Regions from separate parts of the Mus musculus genome. Here region 2 is linked to region 1. Evidence: chromatin loops called from intact Hi-C (ENCODE). Cell type or tissue: heart. All regions are shown on one strand. Each heading gives the region's core, and the rest is flanking DNA. Links, peaks and the distances in the headings are about the cores only.

Region 1 (16,424 bases), core at 3,406-11,405:
TTTCTTATGATATTTTGAATCCAAGGAGTGGCAAAACTGGTAATTTATTTGTCTGGCGTTACCAGGGAAACAGGAGGTGGGGTCCAAAGAGGACCATAACGGAAGTCCACCCTCACTGCCTCCTCACTAGGGCTGTCAAAGCTCTGGAACACTTTTGAGGGGAGAACATCTATTTCCAGATTCAAATGCTTTTTCCAGCAAAGAAGCAGATGACAGATTGGAAGACGCGAGAGAAACACAAAGGGACAGTAAAATGAGTGTTTGCTAAGAATCGGAGATGCTCACTTTCCAGGTACATCACAAAGGTCCTGTTCTCTGCTCTCAGGGCTTTGTGTAAGTCATGAAGGCAGGGAGATGGGAGACATCTGCTTTCCACTATTAAAACAAACCAGGTTCCTTCTCCTGGCTCTAATGAAAACCCTGACCTCACCGACTTCCATCATTGGGGAAAGAGGGAAGTGTGTCCTGGTAGTGAGCTCACCTGCTTTTCCTACTGTCCTGGGATAGGAATGTCCCTCTGATTCTCAGGCCTCATTTGGAAGGCCTTCCTTGGGGAGCCCTTCATTAGGAACAAGCAAGGCACCATGGAGAACTGTGTCAGCGGAGACTCCCTCCTCCCACTGCTTGCTGCTGCCTGGCAGAGGACAATTTACAATAACAAATACACTCCAGACTCAGTGGGTTGCTCTTCCCACAATCTGACGGCACAGCGGCGGGGTCATTCCGTTCTGCAGAGATCCGCTTCTGCTGTTTCCTCCTGGCACTCAATGGGGAAAGCACCTGCAGCAAATCTCTAGAAGAACGAACCTTGGTCATGGAATTCCGTCACCCAAAACTCTGGAGAGTTCCGCAGGTGCATCAGTGACATGTATGTCTTACATAAAGATCTGACACAAGCAGCCCCGTCAACTAAACTGGCTTCCAGGCGAGAGAAGTTGATCGTTTTGAAGACATGGGGCGTTTTCTGGGTTCACCAGACTTTTCTCTGTGAGGAAGGTGATTGGGCGACACAGCTGGAGCCTTAATAAGAAACATTCTAACAGAACAATGTACATTGCAACTTTTCTCACATTCCAGTTCAGTTGTAAAGACAATTTAATCATACAACTGACTGCTTTGAGGGCTGGAGAGAAGTCTGAGTCTGGAGAGTACATGCTACATTTGTAGAGCATCTAAATTTGATTCCTAGCACCCAGGCTGAGTGGCTTCCAATCATCAGTATCTTCAGCTCCAGGAGAACCAGGTACCCTTCTCAGTTCTTCAGGTATCTGCACTCACCTGGATACACACATATACACAATTTAAAATCAATCTTTTTTTTTTCTTTTTTTGAGACAGGATCTCACTATATAGCCCTGGCTGGCCTGGAACCCACTATATAGACCAGGCTAGCCTCAAGCTCACAAACACCCCTTTGCCTCTGCCTCTGCCTCTGCCTCTGCCTCTGCCTCTGCCTCTGCCTCTGCCTCTGCCTCTGCCTCTGCCTCTGCCTCTGCCTCTGCCTCTGCCTCTGCCTCTGCCTCTGCCTCTGCCTCTGCCTCTGCCTCTGCCTCTGCCTCTGCCTCTGCCTCTGCCTCTGCCTCTGCCAAGTACTAGGATTAAAGGAATACCACCATGCCTGACTAATCTTTTAATTCCTTAGAGAAGCTAGGGTATTCTCAGTTAGTTACACTCTTGCATAGTACACATGAGGCTCTGTGCTCAGCCTCCAGCACCTGTACACAGAGATCCCAGCACTGGAGGGCAGGAGGGTTAAAGTCATCCTTAACTATGTAGCGTTCCAGACCAGCTTGGGTATGATGGTTTGAATAAGAAATGCTCCCCAATAGACTCATATAGTTAACATTTGCATCCAGTTGGTGGCACTGTTTGGGAGTGGTTATAGAACCGTTAGGAGATATGGCCATGCTGGAGGAAGGATGCCAGTGAAGTCTGGCTTTGAAGGTCTAGAACCACTTACTGCTTCTTGCTTCTTGCTCTGCCGTCTTGGCCATATTGAACTTTGTCTCTCTGGAACCATAAGCCAAAACAAACATTTTCTTACTGAAGTAGCTTTTGGTCGTGGCGTTTTACTACAACAACAGAAAAGTAATTAACACACTGGATAGTGTGAGACCCTGACTCAAAAACAACACTGAAGGGGCTGGAGAGATGGCTCAGTGGTTAAGAGCACTGACTGCTCTTCCAAAGGTCCTGAGATCAAGTCCCAGCAACCACATGGTGACTCACACCATCCTTAATGAAATCTGACTCCCTCTTCTGGAGTGTCTGATGACAGCTACAGTGTGCTTACATATAATAAGTAAATAGATCTTAAAAAACAAAACAAAACAAAACAAAACAAAACAAAACAAAACATTGAAGCCTTACAAAAATAACTCAGCTCTGTGACGGTGGTATATGCCTTTAATCCCAGCACTTGAGAGGCAGAGGCAGGCAGATCTCTGTAAGTTCCAGACCAGCCTTATCTACAGAGTGAGTTTCAGGACAGCCAAAGCTACACAGAAAACCTTGTCTAAAAAGAACCAAAAAAATTAAAATTGAAATTAAATAATGATAATAACAACTCTGACCCTACTGATACATACTAGATACTGAGCTTACTGGCTACCCAGTTAGCCCAATCAGGGAAGGAAGGAAGAAAGAAAAGAGAAAAAGAGAAAGCAAGCCAGTATGCTTTGGTCCTACAAGATGAAATATTGACAAACTTCCTTAGGGAAAAAAAAAATGTTTTCTTGGGTCATTGCCAGCAGCAGCTTCATCGAGCGAAGCCCTCACAGAAAGCGTCTGTTGTTGTGACTGTTTCAAATAAAACTGTTTGTGACGTTTCTGGAAAAGCTTACAGGGAACAGCTGCTCTGTGAAAGAGAAAGCCAACACTTTCATTCCAACACTGTATTTTTGTAAAAATTCATCGGAATGAGATGTTGTTTGCTATATGTCGTGGTCTCCTCCGGAGCCAAGGCAGATGTCTGGACCGTGTTACCTGCAGCTGAGCCAAGCCCTCGGCCTCCTGCATTTACAGGTTTCTGGGATGCATTAAATCCTTTCTCGCCGTTTCTTTTCATCTTAAAAACCTAAAAGCTAGGAATCAGAGGTCAGTGAAGACCGAAGCCAAGCCGTGTCTTCTGGCTATGACAGAGCTGCTGCCCTCGTGAACTGACTGCAGCTGTGGTTGCCTGCACACGATCTGTACAAGATCAAACCGGTCAGCATGCTCATGGAAGGAGAATGAGTTCATGACCCTCCACTCCACACTGGGGAACGATGGGCAGCTGGTGGCTTCTTGGGTAGAGAGTCAGTTTTCTTTAGCTATGTGGCCTCTGGAAAGTAGACCATGTCCCAGTGAATGGCCTGACACCCAGGAGTTACAGGAGCCACAAACTAAACTTGGTGTGAGTGGCAGTTTGAATCTGCCCCCAGAGGCTTATATATTTGAATGCTTAGGCATCAGGGAGTGAAACTGTTTGAAGAGTAGGAGGCATAGCCTCAGAAGTGTGTCACTGGGGATGGGCTTTGAGGTTTCAAGAGCCCATACCAGACCCAGTAACTCTCTGCTTGCTGTCTGTGGATAAGGAGGTAGCTCTCAGCTACTTCTCCAGCATCATGCATGCCATCTTGCTTTCTAAGGGTCACCTGAGTCATGGTGTCTCCTCATAGCCAAAAAAAAAAAAAAAAAAAAAAAAAATTGACTAAGACAGTGGGTTTTTTTTTTTTTGTTTTTTGTTTTTTTTTTTGTTTTTAAGGTAAAAGAAAGAAGTTGGGATCCAGGTTATGAGCACCTTTAATCCCCAAACTCAGGAGACAAAGGCAGATATAGCTCTGAGTTTGAGATCAACCTAAACTACATATCAAGTTCCAGGCTAGCCAGAGCTACATAGTAAAACCTTGTCTCAAAAAATAAAAAAGAGCCTCTAGGAGAGGCTCCCAGGAGTCAATGCAGGTGACCTTGGCCAAGATGGCTAACAGTAGGGATATGGAACCTGAAGAGGCCACTTCCTGTGGCCAGGCATGACCCCCATAGAGAGATAAGGACACCAACCCACCCACAAAACTTTCGACCAAAAATCTGTCCTGTCTAAAAGAAATTCAGGGATGGAGCAGAGACTGAAGGAATGGCCAACCACTAACTGGCACAACTAGAGACCCATCCCATGGGCAAACACTATTAATGATACTCCGCTATGATTGCAGACAAAAGCCTAGCATAATTGTCCTCTGAGAGACTACCCAGCAGCTGACTGAAACAGATGTAGATTCCCACAGCCACACACTGGACGGAGGTTGGGACACTGATGGAAAATTTGGGGAAGGATTGAAGGCCCTGAAGGGGATAGGAATTTCACAAGGAGAACAACAGAGTCAACGAACCTGGACCCCTGGGAGCTCTCAGAGACTGAGCCACTAACCAAAGAGCATACAGGGGCAGGAATGAGGCCCCTGGCACATATGTAGCAGACATGCAGCTTGGTCTCCAGGGCTGTCTCATTCCATCTCAGTGGGAGACGATTCACCTAGTCTGGCAGAGACTTGATGTACCAGGGTGGGGGAAGCCGAAGGAGAGGCCCACACTCTCAGAGAAGAAGTGGGGGAACCTGTAAGTGAGGGACCTGGAGGGGGAGCAACGTTTGGGATGTAAATAAAACTAACTAACTAACTGGATATAAAGTAGGGTGTAAGGTAGAGTGGGAGGAGTTAATGAGAACAGTGTGGGAGATGAATATGATCACAATATATTGTATGACATCCTCAGCAAATTAATAAAGGATTTTTTTTTTTTTTGAGACAGAGTTTCTCTGTGTAGCCCTGGCTGTCCTGAAACTCATTCTGTAAACCAGGCTGGCCTCGAACTCAGAGATCTACCTGCCTCTGCCTCCTGAGTGCTGGGATTAAAGGCATGTACCACCACCACATAAAGGATATTTTTTTAAACAACTCTAAAAGCTGGAACTGTGGCCTGCCTAACATGTATGATTTCTAGTATCACATAAACCAGATATAGTGATGTGCACACAGCACTTGGGAGGTAGAGGCAAGAGAGTCAGGAGTCTAAGGCCATCCATCATGGGTTCAAGGCCAGCTTCAGTTGCATGAAAGCCTCTCTCTAAAAATATACTTTTAATCTGAGCACTCAAGAGGCAGAGATGGATAGATATGTCAGTTCCAGGGCAACCTGGTATACACAGAGTTCCAGGCCAGCCAGGCTACATAGTGAGACCTGTCACATTAAAAAGAAAAAGAAAAAAAAAAATCTGGCAGTGACTAGGTCTAAAGGGGACATGAATCAGGATGACACTGATGTTGTCACCACAGCTAGGTTATAATTTGGGTGACATATAGTCCAGTTTGCCTGGGACAGTCCCAGTTTACATTTGCCATCCTGGCATTTCGTCTGATTTTGCATTTGTCCAGACAAGAGATTCCCGTGGGCATCTCTGAGGCCCAGGATGGCCCTATTTTTCTTTGTATCCAAACGCAGACACTTAGCACAGAGTTTTCCTTGGTGCATGTCCAACACAATGATTGTTAAGTAAACAACAGCAAGTAGATATTTTCCAGGTCAGTGTGCAGCAAGCATTTATTAAGCCATATTCCGCAATGAGTTCCCAGGACACCAGGACATAGAAGGTTCACTCTGCCTTTGATAATTTACACTGGTGGAGAGCCAGGCAGGTCAGAAGGTCAATCCAATAAAGTAGAATGGCAAAATGGAATTTGAAGCAGGGATAGAAAGGGGTGTGTGTGTGTGTGTGTGTGTGTGTGTGTGTGTGTGTGTGTATGAGAGAGAGAGTGTGTGTATGTGTGTGGGGGGGTGCACATGCATGCATGTGAGTGTGAGTGCTTTAAGGGTACTTCACAGACATGGATCACGCTGAGAGTGTGGACTTGTCACACCTGAAAGGCTGTCCAGGCAATCAGCATTGCAAGAATCAGGGGAAATGTGGGAAATATCCAGAGACCTTCTGAGGGATCTGTATTTCTGGAATGTAAACTCTGTAAGTCTGTGGCATGCTATGATGGATGTGAAGTCTGGAGTTGTAAGGTGGGGTATCCACCAGAGCAGACTGCTCAGACATGGGCTTCAGCCCCCAGAAAGTCTTTATTTGCTAGGTGGCAACAGCACTGGGTGTTTGGGATCCTTTTTTAGCCCCGAGCTTTTTTCAAGATGAGCTTTTCAGCACAAAAAGTCATATCCTGGGCTGACATTCTTCTACTAACAAGAACTGTTAGCCAGAAGTGAAACTACAGAAGTCTAAAAACAAGGTTAGTACATTTAGAGACCTCCGCAGAACTGTAGATTTTGATGGATCCGGTCTTTGTTTTAGTTTGGGCAGGCGGTGCTGTCCACTTGCTGAGTCTTGTGGCCTGAATGGTGCTTCCATCATGGAGTCAATTGTGCTAAGGTCTGGGGACCCGTTACAGTTCAAGGTGTGGATAAGACTGATAAATTATCTGCCAGTATAGAAACATCTGCTCCGGGCTGGAGAGATGGCTCAGCAGTTAAGAGCACAGACTGCTCTCCCGAAGGTCCTGAGTTCAAATCCCAACAACCACATGGTGGCTCAAAACCATTCTTAATGAGATCTGACTCACTCTTCTGGAGTGTCTGATGACAGCTACAGTGTACTGACATATAATAAATAAATAAATAAATCTTTTAAAAGAAAAGAAAAGAAATATCCACTCCACATTTCTCTGTTCCACCTACCGTAGAAGCCAGATGTCCGAAGATACCAGCTCACCACATTTTTGTGCCTTTGAGTAGTAGTGTGATGTTAGCTTTGAGAGGTGTGCAAGTGGACGATGCTAAGAGTAGGGAACAGGGGCAGGGGCTTGACTGGAAAGGGAAATGCACAGGGTGGCTTAAATGGATGGAGGATGGCTACACAGATAGATGGTGATGCACAACTCAAGCTGTCTACTAATGCCAGAAGACACAATATTGTGTGGTTATACAAAGTACCCGGTAATTGCTATGCCATTCATTGATGGACCTTGAAAGTGTTTATTTTCAACAAAGGAAGCGAGTCAACAATGACTGTATTTTATATAAACATAGTCATGCCAAATGTCCAAAATAGACAATTCCACAGATACAGGAAGTAGACTTTTGGTTGCTTAGGAGGGGGAGAGAGTGGGAGGGACTGCTAAAGGTACATGATTTCTTGGCGGTGGGGCAAAGGAATGACCTAACATTGGTTCTGGTAGCATTTGCACATCTTCATGCTTGTTTAAAGAGACTTGGAACTGGACAGATGGCTCAGCAGTTAAGGACACTGGCTGCTCTCCCAGAGAATCCAAGTTCAATTCTCAGCACTCACATGGTGGCTCACAACCCTCTATGATTACAGTCCCAGGGACTGAGGCGCATATTTTACATACTAAAGCAGACCTGGCCTCCAGCTTCTCCCAGCATTCCGAGTCCCTACCTGGCATAACCTACCCCCTATATAATGCAGACATTTTGATCTCTTGCTCTTTTTCTTTCTCCTCTTTCTGCACACATGACCTTTTTCTGTTTCTCTCCCTCCTCTACTCCCCCCATCCTCTTGTCTACTTCCCTGTCCTCTGTCCTTAGAGCGAGTGAACTTCCCAATAAACCTGCCTTTAATATAATATAATCTGGCTTGAACGGGCTCATTTAACCAGCAGTAGAGAAATAACTTTTTTGTTGTTGTTTTATTTTTTTGTTTTTTTTCAAGGCAGGATTTCTCTGTGTAGCCCTGGCTGTCCTGGAACTCACTCTGTAGACCAGGCTGGCCTCAAACTCAGAAATCTGCCTGCCTCTGCCTCCCAAGTGCTGGGATTAAAGGCATGAGCCACCACTGCCCAGCTTGGTTTTTTTTGTTTTTTTGTTTTTTGTGTGTGTGTGTGTGTTTGTTTTTTGTTTTTTTTTAAAGCAAAACAAAAAACCAGACTTACCATAGGCTGATATTTTAAAATTACAGCTCAATAAAGTGACTAAAAGTGTCAATGATAAAACTCTTGAGTGTATATATTTCACAGATCCTGAGTGTGAAAATATGGCAATTTTCATGTGTATTTGAATATATATTCAAATACACAAATTGAATATATATTCAAATACGCAAAGCTGGGCTGGCTGCTGATTCATCAGGCTGGAGAGACTCTTCTAGAGGTGGCACAACAAGGAAACATAGGAGAGATCGGAGGGCGAATTCAGGTCCCTTCCACCTCCTGAACAGTAAACCAAGGGTTTATGCCCCAAGGTAACTTGTCTGTATAATCAGACATAGCATTCAACACAGCGTTTTTCATCCTGTTGGGAAAGTGAAGGCAACTTGACCTAGATGAGCTGTAACAGAGATGGTCCAAGGGAGAGGGCAGCTGGGAGGTGTCTGAGGCAGCCTAGTGCCTCAGGTCATGACATTTCTTGGTCGTGTATTCTAGTGCTGCTCTTTTTTTCTTTTTCCTTTTTGTTTTTGTTTTTTCGAGACAGGGTTTCTCTGTATAGCCCTGGCTGTCCTGGAACTCACTTTGTAGACCAGGCTGGCCTCGAACTCAGAGATCCGCCTGCCTCTGCCTCCCAGGTGCTGGGATTAAAGGCGTGCGCCATCACGCCCGGCCCAGTGCTGTTCCTTACATATCTGGTGCTGGGTTTTGGTGGACTCCTCAAGCCAAAAAACCCAGTTTCTTTACCTGACTTCATTATTTTCTCTCTCCTGTTCTTTTCCTGTTTTCCTTTTAAAACTTTTTATTTTTTAAACTTAGCTGAGTGAATGTTCATTTATTATTTTCAGCTTTTCTGTTTGTTTGGTTGTTTTTTCAAGAGAGGGTTTCTCTGTGTAACCCTGGCTGTCCTGGAGCTTGCTCTGTAGATGGGCTGGTCTCAAACTCACAGACATTGGCTTGATTCTGCCTCCCTAGTGCTGGGTTAAAGTCGTGTACCACCGCCATCCAGCAATTTTCAACTTTTTGGTAATCCCAAACTTAGTGATTAATCCCAGCACTGGGGATGCTGAGGCAGACAGATCTCTCTGAGTCTGGGGCAGCCTGATCTACACAGTCAGATTCTATCTTAAGAAAAAGAAGTCTAGGGCTGCGAGATGGCTCAGTGGTTAAGAGACGACTGCTCTTCCAAAGGTCCCGAGTTCAAATCCCAGCAACCACATGGTGGCTCACAACCATCCGTAATGATACTCTTCTGGAGTATCTGAGGACAGCTACAGTGTCCTTACATATAATATATAAATAAATCTTTAAAAAAAAAAAAGAAGTCTAAACCTCATCTCTATGTTTGCTTTTACTCCTATCTTCGACTTTTGGTCCTTTTACCCTTTAAGGTGGAAGAGAACTTCTACTTTTTATATACTTCTTCTACCTAAAAAAAACAAACATTTTATTATGGGAAATTTTAAACATTCTGAAAATAGCCTGTCTAGAATAGACTGTTAGGATAAAGGCAGAGAAACAGGTGTAGTGCTGCAACAGATCTAATGAAAGAGGGTCAGTGGGGGAGGGGAGAGAGGGAAAAGCTGTCTGGGACTGGAGAGGAGAGGAGAGAGAGAGAGAGAGAGAGAGAAAGAGAGAGAATGGGAGACAGAATGAAAGAGAACAAGGAAAGGTGGACCTTTTACAGGGTGCAACCTGCATAGGAAAGCGCAGAACTCTACAGACGCTGCTTCTGGCAGTGGTGGGTCATGACCTCTGCTGCAGGGCCCGAGTTGCTGAAGGGAGGGCTGGTGGAGCACCTGATTTACAGACTGCACCCTTCACCTGGCTTCAACGATTATCAAGCATGGACAGTCCTGTTCCTTCTATGGCCTCACTCTTCCCGACCCTGAAACTAGTCATCATGTCGTCGGCGCCTCACTGTAAATCTCCAAAAGATAACGGGACTTGCCTAGATATAGCTCAGTGGCAGGGCACTGGCCTACCATGTGCAAATAATTGTGAGCTACGAGGAAAAACTGAACACAATACTGGATACAATTAGGTGCTTATTACATGCTAAATAGTTTAAATGCTTGTATGAGTCTTGTTTTTATTTATTCTTCGTAATGACCCTACAAGACAGTTGCCCTCCCCACCTCTGCCGCTCCATCTTGCAGCTTAGAAAACAGAATCAAAAGACATTAAAGATTGCCTGAGGTCACCCTCCTAAGTTTCCAACAGAAGAATGCATTTTATTTGTTTTCTTTTTAAGGGTCTCATGTAGCCCAGGCTTGTTTTAAAATTTTGATCCTCTGGCTCCTGCTTTCCAAATGCCGAAATGCGCCACCATGCCTGTCTGCCTTGTTAATACGCTTCTGGGAATCAAAGGCAAGCCTTAACACATGCTTTAACACACAGCTACAGCCCATCCCAACAGACCTACATCATCTTCCTCTTCCTTCTTCCTCCTCCTCCTCCTCCTCCTCTTCTTCAACAGCAACAGCTGCCTCGGCCTCCGCCACAGCAGCTGCAGCAGCTCTGGGCCTTAAACCCGTGTTGCTAGATATGTGTTTTACTATTGAGTTTTATCCCTGCTCAGCCTGAGCCTGTATGTTTACCTCTGACATCTTCATACCTCTATCAACATGGATGCAGTAGTTTTTCTCCAGTTCCAGGTCCTGTTGGCTGTTATGTTAATACACTTCCCTGCATGGTTCCCCCCTTCCTCAGCCACCCCCCCCCCTTTAAGACAGGGTTTCTCTGTGTGGCCCTAGCTGTTCTAGAACTCACTCTATCAACCAGAGTAGGCCTAGAACTCAGACATCAACCAGCCCCAGCCTCCGGAGTGCTAGGATTAAAGGTGTGCACCCCGTCCCCAGGGCTTCTCTGCATCCTATCCAGTAAATTCTTTATGCTCTGCTTGCCTTTGTTCACCAGGTTGGCTGGCCTGGTCCAACCCAACAGAGGTTCTGGGGACTTGGAATCTAGACCCTGAGGTATATTCTAAGACGACCTTTCTCTCTCTCCAAGGAAAGTCATGACGAACTGTCCCCTCAGTTACACACACCTGTAACCCCAACAAGAAGGAGGATCAGAAGTCCAAGGCCAGCCTTGTCCACATAGTGAGTTTGAGGCCAGCCTAAACTACATGAAACCTTGGGTTAGAAAACAAAAACAAACAAACCAAAACCACAAATAAACGAATGGGCCTGTCGTCTGTGCAGTCCTTGGGCTCTTGGTATAGTGGACACAAGACCCATTCCGACTGATTTTTCAGGACTGAATTACATATTGGTCCTAAAGGGCAGATGAGGAATTTGAAGGGCCCTCCGGGAGGTATTTCCCTGAGGAGACTGGAGACAGAGGTGCATGCCAAACACCCACATTCCATCAGTCTCCAGCTGAAAAAATTAATTGCCTGCCCTTTATGCCATTTGTCTTCGGCATGTGAACTGCAGTCTCAGAGTGGGAGGGGAGGAGAGAACGGCAGGCAGCTTAGAGCGGGGGTTCAACCACGCTGATCTCTTGGCTGCTCCTTTAACTCCTGTGGTGACGGATCGGATCGGAGCATTAGTCTCTGGCATCAAAACAGTCTCTCGGTCCATGTGACCAGCACTGCCGTTGCCGCACTGTAAAGCCCACAAGAATCGGCAGCCCACAGACCCATCAGTGGAAGCTTTGTGTTTGCTTCGTGTGGGTTTGCTGGTGGCCTTTGGCATAGCCACACGTTCAACACCTGCTGGAGCAAAACAAACCATGCCCAGCATTGCTGTCGCATCTTGGCCTGTCCCTGTCCTGAGACTATGGATTAGGACACTGACAAGGTCTGCCCACTCCCTCACCGCTCACACCCGGGAGTACAAAGTCTCTGCGTTCATCATGCTCAGGGGATTGCTTAGACCCACCTGTCACTTACTGGTGACCTTGAAGGCGGACAGACCGGGATTCGGACCCCGATCCTCCAGGAACCTGACATCTATTGCCATTGCCTTGACCCATGGGATAAAGGTGGCACCAGTCCCAGTGTGGCCCTGCACAGCAGCGGGCTGTGACCTTGGCTGAGATAATAGCGGGGACAGGGCATCTCCATGGAACAAGGGTTCCTATCTTAACAGTTTTTAAGGCCTACGCTGCAGGTCCTTCAATGCCAAGGTCACGAGTCAACGGGTAGAAATCTCGACATCTCATCCCTTGATCTAGAGCAATGCCCTCGTGGGGCTCCTGGCTGGGGACAGGCAAGGCGGACAGCGTTGCCATCAAGCGGCAGGTCGAGCCAGAAGCTACCCTCAGCTCTTCACAAAGCAGATCCAGTCTGCGGCCGCAATCCAAACACCGAAGGGAATCAGAACGTACGTCTTTTGTTTGCCGTGGCAGGAGAACTGTTGAGCAGAGGAAAAAACAAGCTGAGCTTAGCGCTATCAGCTGCTTCCTGGGGCTCGCTCCTTCCTTCCTCCGAGGGGGGTCTGGCCGCTTTGTTCTCGTTCCCAGCTGCACTTCTGCGCCTTTAAGCAGTGGCCTCCGCAGACCTCAGAGGAATGTAGCCCTGGGACCCCAGGGGACTTGGCTCAGGGCTCCGCCCGATACGGCCCCAAGCTCTCAACCCGGGTGCTCCTGCCCTTGCTACGTATCGCTCTTTCTGCCAGCCACTTCCTGGCTTGGGGAACAGGGGGGTGAGCCTCCCCAGAGGGGCTTCCTGTTTTCTTTGACAATCCTGAGAGGACGTGGTTTCATAGAATCCCACGAAGAGTCCACAAAAGGGTGTCCGTAATACTACTTCGATTGTCTGGGGGGAGAATGTGTCTCTCCTGGCATCCGTTTGTCCTGGTTCAGTTCCTAGCTCTAGAGGTTTCTAGCCAGTCACACCCCCAGCCAGCTGCTCAACCCCTCTGAGGCTGAAGCTACCTAGGGAAGATTAAAGCGCCAACAGTGTCTTGGATGCCTTCCCAAATCTTGGCCCACGGGGGGCCCTCAACAGGTGTTAGCCAATTGTCACTATGCCTGGGTTTTGATTACTTCAGTGACACAAGAAAACCAAACAGAACCCTTTAAGACTGATTATGTTGAAGAAGAGGGTGTGGCATAGCCTAGCTAGGCAGCTGGGCTTTCACTCGAGAGCGTTCCTCAGTGTTTTCATGATCTGTGGATCAACACTGCCCCTCCCCTCTCTCCCTCCCTCCTCTCTAGTCCTCCACCCCACCCCCATCCCACGAGGATGTTACAGATTTCTGACTGTGCCTCTAATTCAGCTGAATAAAACTGAAGTGGGACCCCACGTGCTTGCATTTCCTGGCTGAGAGGAGGTAAGACAACTGTAGGTGCCCAGATTCAGCCCGAACATTAGGCAAACTGCATTCACTTAGCTCAGACCTGGAGGCTCACGGTCTCAGAGATGCAACTGCAGGGACCACTGGCCAAAAGAGCAGTGGGAACTGTGGCCATGGGGCTGTCATTGACTGCTTTTTCTTTTTGTTTGTCTTGAGACCTTGTTTCCGGTAGTCCAGACTTGCTTCAAATCTAAAAATGTAGCCAAGAATGAACTTGAACTTTGGTATTCCCGTCTTATTCCCTAAGAGCTGGGATCACAGGTGTGCCCACCATACCCAGTCTGGGAATAGAACCCAAGGCTTTGTGCATCCTAGACATCCACTCTTCCAATGACTCCTGCTTCCCTCTCTTTCTTTTTGAAACAGGAGCTCACTAAGTAGCCCAGGCTGGCCTGGAACTTGTAATTCTCCGGTCTCAGACTCCCAAATTGGGAGGGGGCTATACACTTATCACTTGAGCCCCCTCCCCTTTTCCTTCTTTCCTTTTTATGATTTTTTTTTGTTTTTGTTTTTGCTTTTGTTTTGTTTTGACAGGGTTTCTCTGTGTAGTCCTGGCTGTCTTGGAACATGCTCTGTAGACTAGCAGGCTGGCTTTGAACTCTAGAGATCCACCTGACTCTGCCTCCTGAGTGCTGGGATTAAAGGTGTGTGCCACCATATCCGGCTGCCCTGTTTCTTAATCATCTCATCAGCCTGACTAGACAGATAGGCATTATTGACCAGGCTTAGAGAAGGTGTTTAAACTACCGGTGCCACTGCAGGACTGTGATCATCAGGAAGACACTCTGATGGGTTCTGAGTGGGGAGACTGGCTGGATGTCAGCCCAGTCCCTGTCCCATAGCCTGGCATCCCTCATGAGGAGTCAGCTTGCCTACCATCCGGCATGCAGCAGCCAGGGGACAGGACCAGGATTCTGCCACTCAAGGACTCTACTCCTCCATCCAGGACCACGCTTCACTTACCGGATGTGATCAAAAGGATGCTCTAGGCTTCCTACCTGTGTCTTTATGAAATTAAATGCCAGCACCTAGACTGTATGTCCCATGCCAGCCCTCTCCCATCATTCCCTGCAAGCCTCTCCACGCAGTCTCCCACAGCTTCCTGGGATCTGTCGCTGTCTGTCCCCGTTCTCCAGACCTCAGCTTCACTCCCTCCTTAGTCCCATCCCAAGCCCCTCTCACTGATTCTCCCTTGAGGATGATTTTGTTACCTCTCCTTTTTCTCCTCACTCCCTGGTTCAAAACTTTCCTGCAAAGATAGATGGAGGACAGGGGCTCCTCTCATCCTCACACACACACACACACACACACACACACACACACACACACACATCCCTCTCTCTCTCCTGCCTTACCTGATAGTAGATGATAGGGTTGGGCCTCATCCACAGAGGAAGAAACAACCTGCGTAGACAGCCTCATGGCTCTCCCACCCCTGTGTCAGCATTAGATCACACCCTCTGTCCAATTATATTTCCACTCATTGTCCATGCTTCAGTGACCTCTCTATAAAGCCCAAGGACAGAGTCCAGAGCTTCTTTCCAGCAAGCTGGGTCCATGCAGGCTCGTGAAGGTGTCAGGACGGGACAGAGCACGGGAGTTTCTCGGTCCCCTTGTTCCTCGTTCTTTGCCCAGGCAGCTCTCAGTCTGTAGTTTTTACTCTATCTTTCCTAATAACTAGTAAGCGCGCTTCCCAGCCCAGGAGCCTCTGGAGCGTATTAATCAACACCACAGAGGGGCGGTGGGAACTGAACTTTCAGTAGGAAGATCAGGAACACAGATTAAACAACTTGATGGGGTGGGGGGAGGGCCTCAGGTTGCTCACTGTGCAAACGGGAGGATCTGAGTTCAAATTCCAGCAGTGTTATAACCTGGGCGTGTGTATTTGTAACAGTGCTGTGGAGGGCAAGGACAGGAGACTCCTGGTGCTTGCTGCCAGTCTAGCTCTAGGGTTACCTGTCTCAGGGAAAAGGTGGACAGTGAGTAGAATCCCTTTCTGGTCTCCTTGTGGGGAGTACAAAGGGTCAGGCACATGTACACACACACACACACACTTACAAACACACACATACTCAGATATACCAAGCACACATACAACACCCATACTCACAACACATGAGAAAAACAAACTGAGGCTTGTGATTGGCATCTGAAATGGGAGTAGGGAGGGGTGAAGTCTCTCAGTCAGGGGGGATCTGATGCTGTCTCCGGCCAGGTAGAGTCAGAGCCGAGTTAAATAAGGGCCAGGTGTGGTGGCACATGCCTGAAATACCAGCACTCTGGAGGTGGAGGCAGGAGAATCGGAATTTAAGGTCATTCTCTGTTCTATGTAGAATTCAAGGCCAGATTAAGCTAGATGAGACCCCGTCTCAAAATGAGAGAACACACACTAGGAAAAATAGTTCTAAGTCCAAGCTTGGGGGTTGCTTGGCTTCCCATCTCATTGCTTAGAAGCCTTCATTGCTATCTCAGAACCCATTGGGCAAACGCTACTGCCCCATGTTCAGCCCTTCATACCTGGTACTCCATGCTCTGGGCAGGTGCAGAGCTCTTCGTCCTGTGTCGGGGCTACAGGCCTCACAGCTCAGGGTACTTCAGCTGCCCCTGGCCACTGTGGGCTGGCTTATTTGTGTTACGAGGGCTGGGCTGTTCTACCCACCCCCAGCCCCCCATCCTGTAGATGCTGATCACAGATTCCCAGTAGTGACAACCAATGATGTCTCTGCTGTCTCCAGACATTGCCCAACACCTTCTGGAGATTTGGCCTTGCCACGACAGAGAAGATTGCTCACCTGTGCCTTCCTTTGCCTTGATCAACCCTGCTTGTCAGTCTACCTTGGGCGTTTTGCATGTCTACTTGGTTGTCATCCATTCTCTCCTGTAAGCCCGCCGATCACGTGACCACCACCACCACCACCCCCCCATGTACCCATGGTGGGTTAGGAGGCTCTCCCATGATCTCAACTCAGACATTTCTGGTCAGTAAACAGAAAAGGTATGGTTACGGCCGGCTGATTGACAGGCTGTTCCCTTTCCTGAGGCTTCATGAAACCACAGACATGTTTCCTGGTTCTCTCATGTATACTCAGGGCCAGTGATGCAGCCAGACAAGGGTAATAGACTCTCCCAATACCCTTAACCCCGCAACCATCCAGTTAATCCCTGAAGGTACCCACTGTGATCTGCCTACTTGACCGCCTCTTGA
Region 2 (16,424 bases), core at 3,442-11,441, 52 kb before region 1:
TGACCAAGGCAAGTCTTATAAAGGACAATATATATTTGGGGCTGGCTTACAGGTTCAGAGGTTCAGTCCATTATCATTAAGGTAGGAACATGACAGTATCCAGGCAGGCATGGTGTAGGCAGAGCTGAAAGTTCCACATCTTCATCTGAAGGCTGCTAGCAGAATACTGGCTTCTAGGCAGCTAGGATGAGAGTCTTAAAGCCCACCCCCACAGTGACACACCCACTCCAACAGGGCCACACCTTCTAATAGTGCCACTCCCGGCTCAAACATATGGAAGTCAAAGACAACGTTCAGGATTGATTCTCTCCTGCCACCATATAGGTCCCAGGGACTAAACTTAGGTTGTCAGGCTTGGTTATAACACCTTTACCTACTGAGCTACTTACTGGCTCAATTTTGTAATTTTATAGTACAAAAACTACAAAGAGGGTACGCAGACACATGGCTCAGTGATTGAGAGTGCTTGCTGCTCTTCCAGAAGCCTGAGATCAGTTCCAAGCACCCATGTTAGGGAGTTTACAGCTGCTATCACTCCAGATCCACAGTATCCAACGACCTCCAGCCTCTGCATAAACAATGGTGTCCATAAACTCAGGCATGATTCAGGCATGTGTGTGTGTGTGTGTGTGTGTGTGTGTGTGTGTGTGTGCATACACACAACTAATCAATTGTGCAAGAAAGAAAGAGAGAGAGAAGGAGGGAGGAAGGGAGGGAGAGAAGGAGGGAGGGAGGGAGGGAGGGAGGGAGGGAAGGAAGGAAGGAAGGAAGGAAGGAAGGAAGGAAGGAAGGAAGAAAGGAAGGAAGGAAGGGAAGAAGGAAGGAAGGAAGGGAGGGAGGGAGGGAGGGAGGGAGGGAGGGAGGGAGGGAGGGAGGGAGGGAGGGAGAGAGGAAGGAAGGAAGGAAGGAAGGAAGGAAGGAAGGAAGGAAGGAAGGAAGGAAGGAAGGAAGGTAGGTATGTAAAAAGAAAGCTGGCTCAGCAATAAGAGAGTACGTGCTACTCTTCCAGAGTACCCAGGTTCAATTCTCACATAGCACTTCACAAATATCTGTAACCCCAGTTACAGGGTGTACTGGCTAGTTTTGTGTCAACTTGACACAGCTGGAGTTATCACAGAGAAAGGAGCTTCAGTTGAGGAAATGCCTCCATGAGATACTGTGGGGTATTTTCTCAATTAGTGATCAAGGGGGAAAGGCCCCTTGTGGGTGGGACCATCTCTGGGCTGGTAGTCTTGGGTTCTATAAGAGAGCAGGCTGAGCAAGCCAGGGGAAGCAAGCCAGTAAAGAACATCCCTCCATGGCCTCTGCATCAGCTCCTGCCTCCTGACCTGCCTGAGTTCCAGTCCTGACTTCCTTTAGTGATGAAAAGCAATGTGGAAATGTAAGCTGAATAAACCCTTTCCTCCCCAACTTGCTTCTTGGTCATGATGTTTTGTCCAGGAATAGAAACCCTGACTAAGACACATGGGATCTGATATCTTTTTCTAGCACTGCAAACATGTGGTACATGACAGATCTGGCCTAAACGACCTTAAACATAAAAAAAAAAAAAAAAAGATAGGAACTTACAAGGAATTTTACTATTGATTGGCAGAGTAATATAGTACTAGATTCTCCCCTAGGGTCTAGGACCAGCCACAGTTAATGATACCAAGGACGAAAGTTCCATCTCATGGGGCAGGCTTTAAATCCAGGGAGTGGTTGCCTACTCCAAAACCATCTGTGCCACCAAGTGAACCTCGACTGCACATCTTGCTAGTCGTTAGTGTGGCTTGCAGGGTTCACAACTGGGTAAGTCTACTGATAGTTTTTCTCCCCTGGGAGTGTGCATAGAACCTTCCAGTACCAGGAAAGCTAGCAAGCAGAGATGACGGTTTCAGGTGGTGAGGGTCCTTTTCTTCTTGTTCAAATAAGCCACAGGTTTCTGGTTTGTTAGACTAGAGGGAAGCTGGAGCAAGCCGAAGTTTGAGTCCAATTTTTCAGTTGCCAGGAGGTTGCCAGGTGATTGTGTAATCTGTATCACTTCCTATTAGTTTGATGTTTTGTTTTCAGTGAAAAATAATTATGACATAGAAGTGACTCTGTCATTTTACACAGGAAGTTGTCACAATCTCAGTAAGAGGAACATTCGGGAAGATTTAAATAACACTTTAGGCAATATCAGCATATTCTTTTCTTTTCTGTTTGTTTTCTTGATTTGTTGTTTGAGATGGGGTTTCTCTGCGTAGCCCTGGCTGTCCTAGAATTCACTCTATAGATCAAGCTGGCCTCAAACACCTCCCTGTGCTAGGATTGAAGGTGTGTGCCACTACTACCTGGCCAACATGTTATTTTCTAAGAGACTTGAGTGGGAAATTCCAGTTCCTAGATTCTAATTATTTTGTAGTCACATGCTGAAGTCACATGCTTTATTACTTTTATACATAGCCACTGGTTTTCAATACCCCACCTATAAATATGTAACTTTACCTTACAAGCAAAATTAATGGGAAAAAAAATGTCTTTTGGTTAAGTGTTGATTTGGAAGCTAAAACAAAAAAAAACTCCATAAAAATATACTGTGTTTTATGTTCTTAAGAATCATATAAAGTTGTATTCTGTGATGGGTTGTACATACTTGGCCCAAGGAGTGACACTATTAGGAGGTGACACTATTAGGAGGTGCAGCCTTGTTGGAGTAGGTGTGTCGTGGTGGGCATGGACTTAAGACCTTCACCCTAGCTGCCTGGAAGTCAGTCTTCCACTAGCAGCCTTCAGATGAAGATGTAGAACTCTCAGCTCCTCCTGCACCAAGCCTGCCTGGCTGCTGCCATGTTCCCACCTTGATGATAATGGATTGAACCTCTGAACCTGTAAGCCAGCCCCAATTAAATGTCCTTTATTAGACTTGCATTGGTCATGGTGTCTGTCAATAGCACTAAAACCCTAACTAATATGTATTTGTTATTTATCTTTCCCTAACAAGACACAGAGAGTACATAAACCACAGATTCTTGAACATCCCAGTACCATGGGTGAGGTACCAACCTATGAGTTGTCCCCTGTATCTTCTACCCTTACCGAAGTAAGACGGCCATTGAGACTGGTGATGGTTTGAATAAGAAAGTCCCCCACAGGCTCATAGATTTGAATGTTTAGTCATCAGGAAACAGAACTACTTGAAAAGGATTATGAAATTTGTGCCCTTGTTGGAGAAGGTATGGCTTTGTTAGAGGAAATGTATCACTGGGAGTGGACTTTGAAGTCTCAAAAGCCAAAGCCAGTCCTAGTGGCTCTCTCTTTCTCCTGCCTGTGGATCCCAATGTAGAACTCTCAGCTCCTTCTCCAGCACCACATCTACCTGTCTAGCACCGTGCTCCCTGCTATGATGACAATGGACTGAACCTCTGAAATTGTAAGCCAGCCCCAATTAAATGCTTTCTTTTAAAAGAGTTGCCATTGTCATGGTGTCCCTTCACAGCAATAGAACAGACACCAAGACAGCGTTGATCTTGATTGCCCGCCAGAATTGGGTGACAAAACCCAATTGTTGAAGACAGCACACACGTCGGTTGCAGAACGTAGAGAAAGCAAGCTGGAGGCTTCCTTCTTGCTGTCTGGCTCTCATAGTACTGGGAGTGGGGAGCTCGAGGGGAGTCATCAACAGTCTTATTCAACTGGGACTCTGCAGGTTGCACTAATGACTTTCCGGGAAAGGTGTGTATACACACTAGCACAATGGTGGCACCACTGTTATGGAGGCAAACAACTGCTTTCCTATGGAACTTGTGACCTGCTTCACAGGAAGGAATGTGTGCCTGATGACGTAAACAAGGTGATAATTCCACTTACTGTTTAAGTAAAGGTTTTAAAAGTATGTATGTATGTATGTATGTATGTATGTATGTATGTATGTATTTATTTATATGTATATGAGTAATCTGACTTCAGACACACCAGAAGAGGGCATCAGATCTCATTACAGATGGTTGTGAGCTACCATGTGGTTGCTGGGAATTGAACTAAGTACCTTTGGAACCCCAGACAGCACTCTTAGCTGGCGAGCCATCTCTCCAGGCCCTGTTTAAGTGAATTTAAATTGTTCACGGCTTAGGAGATGATGATGTTGGTTTGATTAAAAAAAAAGATCTCATAGTACTGGGAGCTCCCCACTCCCAGTACTATGAGAGCCAGACAGCAAGAAGGAAGCCTCCAGCTTGCTTTCTCTACGTTCTGCAACCGACGTGTGTGCTGTCTTCAACAATTGGGTTTTGTCACCCAATTCTGGCGGGCAATCAAGATCAAGTTCCGGTGAAACTGCTTTCTATATATTTCTATTTGTATTAATTGTTTTGATAAAATACCATGAGCAAGACAACTTATAGAAGAAGGATTTATCTGGGCGTATGGTCCTGGTGAGTTATGGTCCATAAAGATGGGGAGGCATGACAGCGGGTAGGCACACAGGGAGGCTGGAGCTAGAAACTGATATGGGAGCTAACACCTTGAACCACAAGCAAGAAACAGAGAGCAAACTAGAAATGGCACGAATCTCTGAACTTCCAACGGCATACTTCCTCTAATAAGGCCACTCTTCCTGTGTCCCCAAACAGCACCACTAACTGGGACTAAGTATTCAAATGCCCAAGATGATGGGACACCTTATGCAAACCACAGCCATGTCCATACTCCATAGTGCTGCTCTTGGTTTTGGCCACAGACATTTCTTTTGTCGTGGCAACAGTTACTGCAAAGACTCATAACTGGCCCAAGGGTCTGTTGAGGGCTCAGCCATACATGAGAAGTCTGCATCACCTGTTCCCGGGTTCTGAGAATGTCAAAGAGGCAGCAGAGAGACGACTGTAAGAGAGATAGAGAAGGGGTGCTATGGAATGCTGTCTTCCCAACCTGACACGGCTGCTACATTCATAACTCCCAGCAGCTGCAACTCTGCACATGCTACATGCTCGAGTGTGACTGGGCCTGTCAGTACTGTGTGAGGACAGAGGTGGGGCACACGAGACTCCACCCCTCCCAAAGGAACTGTTAGGGAGGGGTGGAATTAATGTTTGGTGGGGGTGGGGATATTTTTTCCCCAGCCCTGCAAAGGAGAATAACTCCTTAAATGTGCTTATGAAAACAACCCTAGGATGTGGAGAGATGCTTCAGAGGTTTAAAACACATACACACACACACACACACACACAAGTGTGTTGGGCAAGACAGGATAATTGGGAATAACAATCAAAATATTTTACGTCATGACAAACAAGTATGAAATCATAAAAAGTAAAAAGAAAGAAAGAAAGGAGTAAAGAAAGAAAGAAAGAAAGAAAGAAAGGAGTAAAGAAAGAAAGGAGCAAAGAGAGAAAGAAAGAAAGAAAGAAAGAAAGAAAGAAAGAAAGAAAGAAAGAAAGGAAGGAAGGAAGGAAGGAAGGAAGGAAGGAAGGAAGAGAAAATAAACTGAAAGAAACTGAAAAAGAAACAGGAAAGACAATGAAATTGAATTGAATTGAAAGGGAACTTACAGGTGAACACAGCTGGAAAGTCCAGAGGTCACGGGCTTCAAGAAAGGTTTGGTTCGAGGTCCAGGCGCTCTAAACAAATCCTGGAATCTTGCTTTCCATTGATTGTTCCATTGCCTCATCATTTATTTCCAGAAGTCTGTAGGCCTGCAGGATTTCACACAGAAAAGACAAACTCTCAAAACTCCCACGTGTCCTGTCATTGACCTCGGTCGCCCTGACTAAGGTCCTGTGTTCATGTACAGCACTTGAGGACACCAGAGTGGGGGAGGAGTGCTAATGGGAAAGCCTGAGAGAGTTTACTCTTGACTCCTGTAGGATGCTTCAGAGCTTTGAAATAGTGTTAAGAAGAAAGGAGAGAGGAATCCTATAATCTATTTAAATGCCTCAGGGACTGGGACGTTGTTGCTCAATAGTAGAGTGCTTACCCCAGCTTAATCCCCAGCACACACACACATACACACACACACACACGCGCACACACACACACACACACACACACACACAAACACAAACACACATGGGCGGGAGGGGGGAGGACGGGGAGAGGGAGGAGGGAAGAAGGGAGGGAGGGAGAGAGAGAGAGAGAGAGAGAGCAGCACTTGAACCCAGAGTCACTTGCGTATTTGCAGACCCATTAAGGCAACCTTTTCTTTAAGTCTCACAACATACAATGTCTCGAAGCTATCCCTCTACCTCAGGCTCAAACCCAGGGCCTCAGACATGTTAGGCAAAGCACTGAACTCCTGAGTCTCTCTCCGGTCTCTGCCTTGAGATCACTCATTTCTGTGTGAGAGTAAGCAGCAAGAAGTGGACCTTAGGCTGGGCAGTGGTGGTGCACATCTTTAATCCCAGCACTTGGGAGGCAGAGGCAGGTGGATTTCTGAGTTCGAGGCCAGCCTGGTCTACAGAGTGAGTTCCAGGACAGCCAGGGCTACACAGAGAAACCCTGTCTCAAAAACCAATTAAAAAAAAAAAAAAAAAAAAAAAAAAGAGGGGCAGTGTCATGAAAGAGACTAGGGAAACTAGACTTCCAGGAATGGCCTTATTTTTAGGCTGGCTCCCCACATCTTCAGCTCTTGGGGGAAAGGAAAAGAAGCAACCCGCCAGCACCCACATACCACACCAGGCTCGTCCTAGTGCATCATTCGCTGTTGGACTCCTCTACAGCAGGGGCTCTCGCCCTTCCTATGCTGTGCCCCTTTAATACAGTTCCTCATGTTGTGCTGACCCCCAGCCATAAAATTATTTCATTGCTACTTCATAACTGTCATTTTGTCATTTTGCTACGGTTTTGAATCGTAATGTAAATATCCGTGTTTTTCGATGGCCTTCGGTGACTCTTGTGAAAGGATTGTTTAACCTCCCAAAAGGGAGGCCACCCTCAGGTTTAGAACCACTGTGAATGCCTTTCACAACTTAAGCCCTCTTAGATTCTTCCTGCGAGTGGCGGTGTAGCTTGAGGGTAGAGTGCCTGCCTAATCTATGCAAGGCTTGTATTCGGTTCCCAACACTTGAAAAGAAGGTGAAGGGACAAATCTTTTCTGGATGCAAAGTATTGATGATATTGTACTTTGACATTGATACTTGAAACAGCACTGTGTTTTGAACCACCAAGGAAAGCTCCCACATTCTACTTCTTGGGAGAAATCACTTTTGGATTGAGTAATAAAGTGGTTACATTACTTAGCAGGTGGATTTAGGGGTCTCCATCCCCCATTCCCACCCTGGTCCACTGAGCCCCGCTTGGAGTTAGATCAGAAAACTAAGGTTCAACTTAGTGTTGTCCACGCTTTTAATCTCAGCATTTGGCAGGCAGAGTTCCAAGTGGAACTCGGTGAGGTTAAGGCGAAGCCTGGGCTACACGGTGAGTTCCACAGCAGCCAGAACTTAATAGTAAGACCTTGCTCGAGAAAAGAAAGCAAGCTAAATCTACTGCGTGTGTTAAATAAAACAAGGCACAAGAGTTACTCATACATGTTGGACATTGCCGCTGCCTGAGCAGGAAGCTGCCAGGCGATAAGGGATGACTAAGATCTCTCCTCAGGCTCCCTGTGGGAAAACACAGAGAAGGCAAGAGCCGCTCTTCTGAAACCACGCCTGGACGGTGCCTGGCCTGTTTAACAGCATTCTGAAAGGCCCAAGTAGTTGCCTCACAGCTGTGAAGAGGGGAGAGCCCGTGCCTGTGCGTGCCTGTGCCCGGTATCTGTCTTAGCTCGCTGTATCTGTGGATCCTCGTATGTTTTCCTTTCCTTGGTGTCCGATGAGAAACCCACTGCAGGCTTTGGCCTCTGCTCTAATGTCATTTAGGGACCACACACCTGAAGCAAAGTTGGGAATAAGTGTAACAGAATGAAAGACAAGCCGGAATACAATAGCAGGCTGGCAAAACGCTGGGAAGAAAACTCTCTTGTGATTCCTACCAAGGTTAGACCATCTGGTCTGTGATAAACGTTGTCTCAGAAATCCTTTAGATGATGTGGAGGGAGAAAATGGCCACCTAGGAGAAAAGTCTAATTATTTTGTGTGTGTGTGCTTGTGGTGTGTATGTGTGTGTAGTATGTGTGAAAGCCAGAGGGACAACCTAAGGACCCGTTGCTCATAAGTTGCTCACCTTGTTTTTAAGACAGGGTCTCTCATTGACCTGGTACTTGCCAATGAGGCTACACTGGAGGGCATGAGCCCCAGGGACCTGTCTGTCTCTGTCTCCTGAGCACTGGGATTGCAAGCACCCAATACCAACTGATGTGTTAGAATAGAGGCTTGCATCTAAACAGCACACCAGGCTAAAGCAGTTCCACGTGTAAGAGGTTTATTGGGAGAGAGAGAGGCAAGTTGGAGGTAGAAAGAGAAGGGGGAAGAGAGAGAAAGAGATCAGAGGGGCCTTTATTTATGGGTGATGATGTAACACCGGTAAATGTGGGAGGTGAGCCAAGTGGATTCTGGGAATATGGTGACTGTTGCCTTGGCAACAGGTCTCCGGGTCCCGCCTATTGTGATATCACAGCTTTCGGAGGTCCTGAGACCAACACCAACCTAACTGTTTAATGTGGGCTTCCGGGAATCAAACTCAGGTCCTCATGCTTAAAAAAAACAAAAAACAAACAAACAAAAAAAAAAAAAACAAAAAAAAAAACCAAGCATTTTATGGCTTGTCACCGCAGGTCTTTTATTATCTTATGTGTATGGGGGTTTGCCTGAATATGCATCTGTATACCAAGTCCATGCATTGCCCACAATGATAGGAGAGAGAGCTTTGGACCCTTAGGAACTGGAGTTGCAGATGGTTGTGAGCTGCCATGTGGAATGCTGGGAACTGAACCTCTGTCCCTTGAAAGCCCAGCCAGTGTCCTTAACCTCTGAGCCATCTCTCTAGTCCCCTGACTATTTCTAAGGCAAATGTAAATCTGCCTAGAGGAAATCCAAACCCCCAGCTTGGCCTTGGGCCATGTGCACACTGCAGGGCTTTTCCCAGGAGCTGACCACTTCTGATGGTTCTGGCCTTTAGGGATGCGGTCTCTTGAGAACGGAGTGCCAGCCAAGATTAACTTCCTTCTATGTTCCTCCGTTTACAAACAGGGCTGATCTCCAGTAAGAGGCTTCCAGCCCATCTCTCGGAAGGTCTTTCTGCATCTGATGCCCCTGTACCCTCTGTGCTCACCAGCCTTTGGGGCTCATCTACTAGCCTAGTCTTTGGGAGAAGGGCTGGCTAGGTGATATCCTCAGACACTCTGGATTTCCCTGATGAACCAGCTTTCTAAAGCGAGTGCCTTTTGATTTCTGGATTTAAACGGGAGGCTGGCCAGTGGGTGTACCCACCAGACCCAAGACTTAGCCTCTTCTTAAGTTCTTCCAAGGATCAGTCCCTCCTACCTCAGGAAGTCAAGTGTCTCTCTCTCTCTCCCTTCTTTTCTCTTTTTCATATCTCATGGAGCCCAGGCTGACCTAACGCTCACTATGTAGCCAAGGGTGACCTGGAGCTCCGGGTCTTCCTGCCTCCAATTCTTCGTGCTGGGAGGGCAGGCGTGTTCTCCAGAGCTGACTTCGTCTCTTGGCGTATCTTGCCAGCCTTTTCTGACCGCAATTCAGATTGATTGGAAAGAAAAGCAGTCAGTGTATCTCGGGTAATGAACTTGTCTTGGGACCGTTTCTGGCTCTTAACTGAACTCTATTGCTTACCCCCCAGGCTCAGTCCTACTGCCTCCAACTCCACACAACTCTAGGGATGGCGACTTTTGCGTCTCATTATTTCTGACCTTGACTTCAAGATTCCGAGCAAGTAAGCGCCTGCTTCATTTCCCAATCTTTGGCTCACCCTGGCTTAGTTTCTAAATCCCCAGGGATTATAATGCCCTCCCAGTTCCCCAGGAAGGTGGCTGTTTTCTCTGGTTTATTAAATAGATTTGTCATCACCTCCTCACACGCCATACTTCCTGGGCCTGGAGCCACTTAGCGGCTCCCATCCACCCACCCACCCCCAAAAGGCATTTCAGCACTAATCTCTTCACTTGGGGCATGTAGCAAGTGATTACTTAAGCGTCACTTTGAAATGTTTAGTAAGCAGAAAACTCCACATCTGCACGGTTAACTGATGTTTAATGTTGACGGGTCAACCCGATAAGATCTAGAATCACTGCAAGCAAAAGCTGGCATGCCTGTGAGAAACTAAATAGATGAAGTGTGTTGATGTCGTACCACTTTAACCATGGGAGGCACCGTCCCATGGGCTGGAGCCCTATTCAGACCGAAAAGGAGAAAGTGAACCAGCCAGAACTGCTGGCTGCTCTCGCTGCATGAGGAGACACCGTGTGACTAGCTGCCTCAAACTCCTTCAGCCACGGCTCCCACCAGGAACTGCCTGCTCAAACTGTGAGCCAGGCTAAACACTCTGTCCTGTAGACGGCTTCTGTCATGAATTTTCTTCTGGCAACCAGACAGTTAATACAAATTACCGTTGCTGAGAAGTTGGGCCGTTGCTGCAGTAAACCTGATCATGTGGTTATTAGGCTGGTGTTGGGGTCTGTGTGGGGTACAAGAGTTTCCAGTCATGCGCAACAAAAGCCCCTAAAGTGGGCTGGAGAGATGGCTCAGTGGTTAAGAGCACTGACTGCTCTTCCAGAGGTCCTGAGTTCAATTCCCAGCAACCACATGGTGGCTCACAACCATCCGTAATGGGATCTGATGCCCTCTTCTGGTGTGTCTGAAGACAGCTACAGTGTATGCACATACATAAAATAAAAAAGCCCCAAAGTGCTAAAAATCAAGCTTAACGGGCCATTCCGATAGGAACTTGGAAGACAAGAAGGCAGAGAGAAGTGTTTGACAGTCCAGGTTAAGGTTGGACTCCAGAGGTTTCATATGCAGAACAACGACTCTGCTGGGAGCTGGGCTAGAGGCCGTTCATGTTGTGTTCTAGTTTTAAAAAGAAAAGAAAAGAGAAATCTATTTGCAAGCTCGGCATGGTGGCGCATGACTTTATACTCAGCACTTGGGAGGTAGAGACGCAGGCAGATCTCTGTGAGTTCAAGGCCAGCAGAGAGCCTCATAGTGAGACCCTCTAAAAAAAAGGGGGGGGGGGAGGATGTGTTAGCATTCTGCCCATGGCAGAGTGAGAACTTGAGAACTGAATACAGGAGTGATGGGCTAGTTTCTTTGATGGAGAAAATTTTCATATAGCATACGGCTCAGGTGTGTGATGTCTAGCAAGGCAAGCAAATGCTAAAGTACGGACAGATAGAATGTGCCAGCAAAGCGTCTGTAACTGTTATGGAGAAATCTCTTCCCTTCCTGGTATGAAAGGTACCCAGGGGCGAGACTCCGCCTATGAGGGTCACCAGCATGTAAAAGGCAAATTTACGTGAGGGGACAGAGAGGAAATGACCAGGAAAGCTACAGGAAGCCCTCGCAAAGGCAACTGCCTAGCTGGATTTTGCTGATTACTTTCAGCGCACTGACAGCTCCTGGTCCTGTGGCAGCTTGAGGTAAGAGCTATTCCTACCCTTAAGGAGCGTTCCATCTCTCACTAATGAGACATTCAGTAATGAGACAATCCCTCACTAAGAGACATTTCCTATCAGATGAGGTCCATGCCTTCCTTAAACAGTGGTGAAACTTGAGTATCTTATCAAAGCCCCGCTTGGTCTTGATCTCACTTTGTAAACAAAGATGATCTTAGACTTCTGACCCGCTCCCCTTCACCTCCGGAGCAGTTGGATTACAGGCACGCTACCTCCCCCCATCCCCCCCAACCAGGGTGGGGGTGGGGGGAAGGAATTCCTTTCTTTGAAGATACATTTTGGATTATTTGTTTCTTGCTGGTAAATTCAGCCTTTCCTGAATCCTTTTTGGTAGTTTATATTTTTCTTGGTGATCCAAAACTTTAAGTTCACTGGGATAAATACGGGGGGCACAGTATCTCAAGGGGCTGGATATCTTGGCATGCTGTTTTTGTTTGGCATGCCAGTGTGCCTTTTTTCTTTCTGGCTTATAGTTGCCAAAGGCTTTCTACATTCTGATCTTATCAGAACACACAACCTAGACCTTCTGCTTTGGGTTTTCTGTTTGATATTATCTATTTTGCTCTATTAATTCCTTCCTTCTCCTGTTTGCTATTCCGGGTCCAGGGGTTAAAGCCAAGTTCATTTACTTTTTAGTCTTCGCTGCTTTCCAACATCTGGATTTAACATTGCAATTTTCTCCCTAATAAACAATGTTGCTATGTCTGAGTTTGGGATGCTTTGTTCTGCTTGTCGTTGATTTCCAGATAATTCTACTGCCCCTCCCTGTGGGAAGCTTACACTTCTTTACTTCACCGATGCTAGACTTCACCGTGTGCCTGGCTTTAACCAGTAAAACCCTAAAAAAATAAAGTGGGGCTCCATTATCTTTCATTGCCTTTTGAAGGACAAAATGAAGGGGTTTGCCTGTGCACATGTGGGTGGCAGAAGGAGATGTTAGGGGACTTTTGTGACAGCTCTCCACCTTAAAAATTTTAAAAAGCTGGGTGTAGTGGCAGGCACCTTAAATCCCAGCACTTAGAGGTAGGCAGATCTCTGAGTTCAATAGAAATAGAAACATAGAAAGTTCCAGGATAGCCGGGACTACAGAGAGAAACCCTGTCTCAAAATAAATGAGATAATTACTAAAAATTAAAATTAAAAAAAAATTTTGAGACAGGGTCTCAGCACAGGCTGAGTGTGACCCTGAGCACACGGTGCTGACTTTTTGAAAACAGTTTCTCACTCTCCTGCTCAGAGCCAGGGTGACCAACACACTGACACATTCAGCCACGCCTGCAAATGAGTCCTGGGGACCTGAACTCAGGTCTTCATGCTCACATAGCAGGAACTTTATTGATCAAGCCTTCTCCCCAGATCTAATCATCTTCCATTTCCCTTCCGCTCCACACCAGCATGTTCCAGACATGGCTATCCCTTCGGCCCGCATTCCACATGATATACGCAGCAGTGAGGGTGGCAGCTTGCCTAAGATCTATTGAATAAGAACTCACTTAGGTCCAGTAAGATGGTTTGGCAGGTAAAGGTGCTGGTGATCCAGTTTGATCTCTGGGTCCCCCATGGTGAAAGAAGAGAACTCACGCCCATAGGTTGTCCTTTGTCCACACGCAAACTTGGCACGTGTCTACCAATAAATAAATAAATGAAATGTAAGAAGTAACTTTTATTGCACACTTCTTACAGAGCCTTAAACACACGTATGTGTGTTTCTCTGTTTTGGGGTGGGGAGGGGTATTGGAGATGAAACCAGGTCTTGAGTGCACTGGAAAAGTACAGACCCACTGACCACACCCCCAACCTTCCTGTCTACAGGTCTTTCTTTCCTTCACTTTTTAAAAAAGGCAGCATAACACTGTATAGCCAAGGCAGGTTTTTAATGTCAATCCTCCTGCCTCATCCTCCTATCCAATATGCATTTCTAAATAAGAATAATGGGGCTAACTAGAGAGATGACTCAACAGTTATGAGCATTGCCCGCTCTTGCAGAGGACCAGAGGTCAGTTTCCAGCACCCCCACATGGTGACTCACAGTTATCTGTACCTCTAGTTCCAGGGGATCTGACACCCTCTTCTGGCTGGCCTCGATGGGCACTGCATACATGTGGGCACAGACAAATATGCATTCAAAACACCCCTGCACATAAAAGATACAATAATAAATTAAAACCAAACCAAGCAAAAAATATCTTCCAATACAGTCAAAATAACATTTTTTCTTTATTTTTTTAGGTTTTAATGCTCAGCAATGGGTGCCATTTTTTTCATCTAATAAAATTAATACTATTTTTAAAAATTATCTAATACTTTAAAAAAAAGATTTATTTTTATTTATATGAGTACACTGTAGCTGTCTTCAGACACACCAGAAGAGGACATCGGATCCCATTACAGATGGTTGTGAGCCACCATGTGGTTGCTGGGAATTGAACTCCGGACCTCTAGAAGATCAGTCAGTGCTCTTAACCACTGATCCACCTCTTCAGCCCTATCTAATACTTTTAATACATACTTAATACTTCTATTTTGTCCTTTTTTTTTTGAGACAAGGTCTCACTTATTCATGGCTGGTTTGTAACTTGTTATGTAGACCAGAAATCCACCTACCTCTGTCTCCAGAGTGCTGGGATTAAAGGTGAGCACCACAACGCCTAACTTCAACTGTCTTGTTTATTTATTTATTTAAGAATGTTTCAGCTGGGTGTAGTGGCGCATGCCTTTAATCCAAGCACTTGGGAGACAGAGGCAGGCAGATTTCTGAGTTCGAGGCCAGCCTGGTCTACAAAGTGAGTTCCAGGACAGCCAGGGCTATACAGAGAAACCCTGTCTCGAAAAACCAAAAAAAAAAAAAAAAAAAAAAAAAAAGAATGTTTCAAGATGTATTTATTTTTATTTTATGTGTTTTGTGTGTGTATATATACAATATGCATACTTGTTATCTGTGAGGGCTAGAAGAAGTCATTGGATCCTCTGGAACTGCAATTATGGATGCTTGTGAACCACCATGTGGGTGCTGGGGATTGAACCTGGGTCCTCTAAAAGAAGAACAAGTGATCATAACCACTAAGCCATCTCTCCAGCCCCTTAAGTGTCAAATGTCATTTATAATTGGTTTCTGCAGGCTATGAACAAGGCATTCCTCCTAATTATGGCTTTAAACTATCATTTTACCTATAATGGCATCTTCCTTCATTGACGGGGGTCTTACTAGGCCCTGATTGCCCTGGAACTTGCTGTGTAGACCAACATTCAAGGCAGAGGCAGGTAGACCTCTGTGAGTCTGAGGCCAGCCTGGTCTATACAGCAAGTATGGCACCTGTGACAGCTGATGGCCTCAGCACCTTTATTAGTGTTATCCATTAGATCTTGCTTGAGCCATGCAGTGTAAAGTGCACACCATCATGCATTTGTGTTTTAACCAAAACTACTGAATTTGGTTGTAACTAAATTATTATTAAGATATTATTGAAATGAAATAGAGGATTTAGCTTAACATCTATGTGGAGAAACAGACAAGCCTAAAAGAGGATATTCAGGATTCTTCAGGAAAATTGGTCTGGCTTCCTTAGAAAGCCATCCATATAGGTTTTAACGTCATTTGATAATCCTGGCTTAAGCCAATAATTGCATTGAGGCAGTCATAATGACATAGGCCTATTAGCTCAGCACTGGGAGCTAGAGGCCAGAGGATCAGGAACTCAAGGTTGGCCCCACTACACAGCAAATTCAAAACCAATCTGGGCTACATGAGACTCAGTCTCAAAAACCAAAACTGTAGGCTGGAATGATGATCAACTGACAGAGTCCTTGTCTATCATGCAGCCTTAAGTTTAACTCTCAGTATCTCCTACACCAGGTTTGGTAATGAATATCTATAATCACAGCATTTGGGTGGTGCAGGCTGGAGTGTCAGAAGTTCAAGGTCAGTTTGTGGGCAGCCTGGTCTTCATGAGGCTGTCAAAAACAAAAACAAGCCAGAATACCTAGGATTTAAGAGATTGCTGCAAAGTTAAGAGCACTGGCTGCTCTTCCAGAGCACAGGGATTTGGTTCCAACAGACTCACCCAGCAGCTCACAGCTGCCTAACTCCTAAAGAATGGAGGGCCACCTGCCCTCTTCGCTCTCAGAAAAAGCCACCACTGTTATCACTCCTCTCAAACAGCCAATCTGTTTCACCAGGTGTTATCCTTGAGTCAGGGATAATGGGCTGATCTCTGGAGTATAGACATGACACCACAGGGGGGAAAAATCAGGCACACAACCATAGATAACACAGATAATATCCCCTTCCAGCAGAAAGGCTTCTTAGGTGACACACAGAGCCAGTTAGTCACAAGCTGGGGAAACAGAGACAGGCAGGCAGATGATGGCTTCAAGGCCAGCCTGACTGACACAATAAGACTGTCCTGGTGGTAGAGTGGTTGCCTATCAGGTGCCTAGGTCCAATCCCCAGCATCTCAAAACAAACAAACAAAAGACTAGCTACACACCTCCAGGGACTTACAACCCTTTGGGAATAGTCATTTAGTTACTAAACACAATAAGACAGTAAATGAAACCTTTGGTACCACCAAGGTCAGGAAGGAGGAATCCTTCCTTTCTGTAGAGGGCTTGAGCTCTAGAGCTGTAGCTGGATTAAAGCTCTGTAGGCTGGTAGGAGTTTGGGTATTTTGAGACAGTCTGCTCTGTAGACCAGTGTGGTGGTTTGAATGAGAATCACGCCATTGGCTCAGAGACCGCAAAGCTTGGTCTGGTGCTGTTGGAGTAGGTTTAGGGAGTGGGGCCTTGCAGGAAGATGCATCACTGGGGTGTAGGCTTTGAGGGTTCAAAGCCCCACATCATTCCTGGTTCACCCTCTGCTTCATGCTTTGGATCAGAATGTGAGCCCTCAGCTTCCAGTCCTGTC

Evidence for each region. A loop is a pair of places that touch in the nucleus more often than their neighbours do. Peaks named below come from ENCODE experiments on the same cell type or tissue, not always from the same donor. Only the 100,000 strongest peaks of a DNase experiment are listed, where the experiment ranks them.
Region 2: it touches region 1 in a loop (2.1-fold over the local background); 3 of 42 quality-filtered maps call a loop at or near these places.

What each region holds. Positions count from the first base shown.
Region 1 is chr9:96,425,675-96,442,098 of GRCm38, forward strand. No RefSeq gene overlaps it. Among named protein-coding and RNA genes, the nearest start is that of Gm51656, 30 kb to the right of the region's middle. In heart, for the core only: no CTCF peak of the experiment used is centred there; no DNase peak of the experiment used is centred there; H3K4me3 peaks cover 320 bases; H3K27ac peaks cover 1,747 bases.
Region 2 is chr9:96,374,017-96,390,440 of GRCm38, forward strand. Gm39409 (a long non-coding RNA gene) reads right to left here. Exons shown (of 5, transcript XR_871040.2): 2 at 13,563-13,655; 3 at 13,015-13,145; 4 at 5,508-5,651; 5 at 4,100-4,839. It overlaps Gm40550 (a long non-coding RNA gene), which reads left to right and starts at 11,399. Exons shown (of 3, transcript XR_871039.3): 1 at 11,399-11,485. In heart, for the core only: no CTCF peak of the experiment used is centred there; a DNase peak (open chromatin) is centred at 7,565; H3K4me3 peaks cover 602 bases; H3K27ac peaks cover 1,657 bases.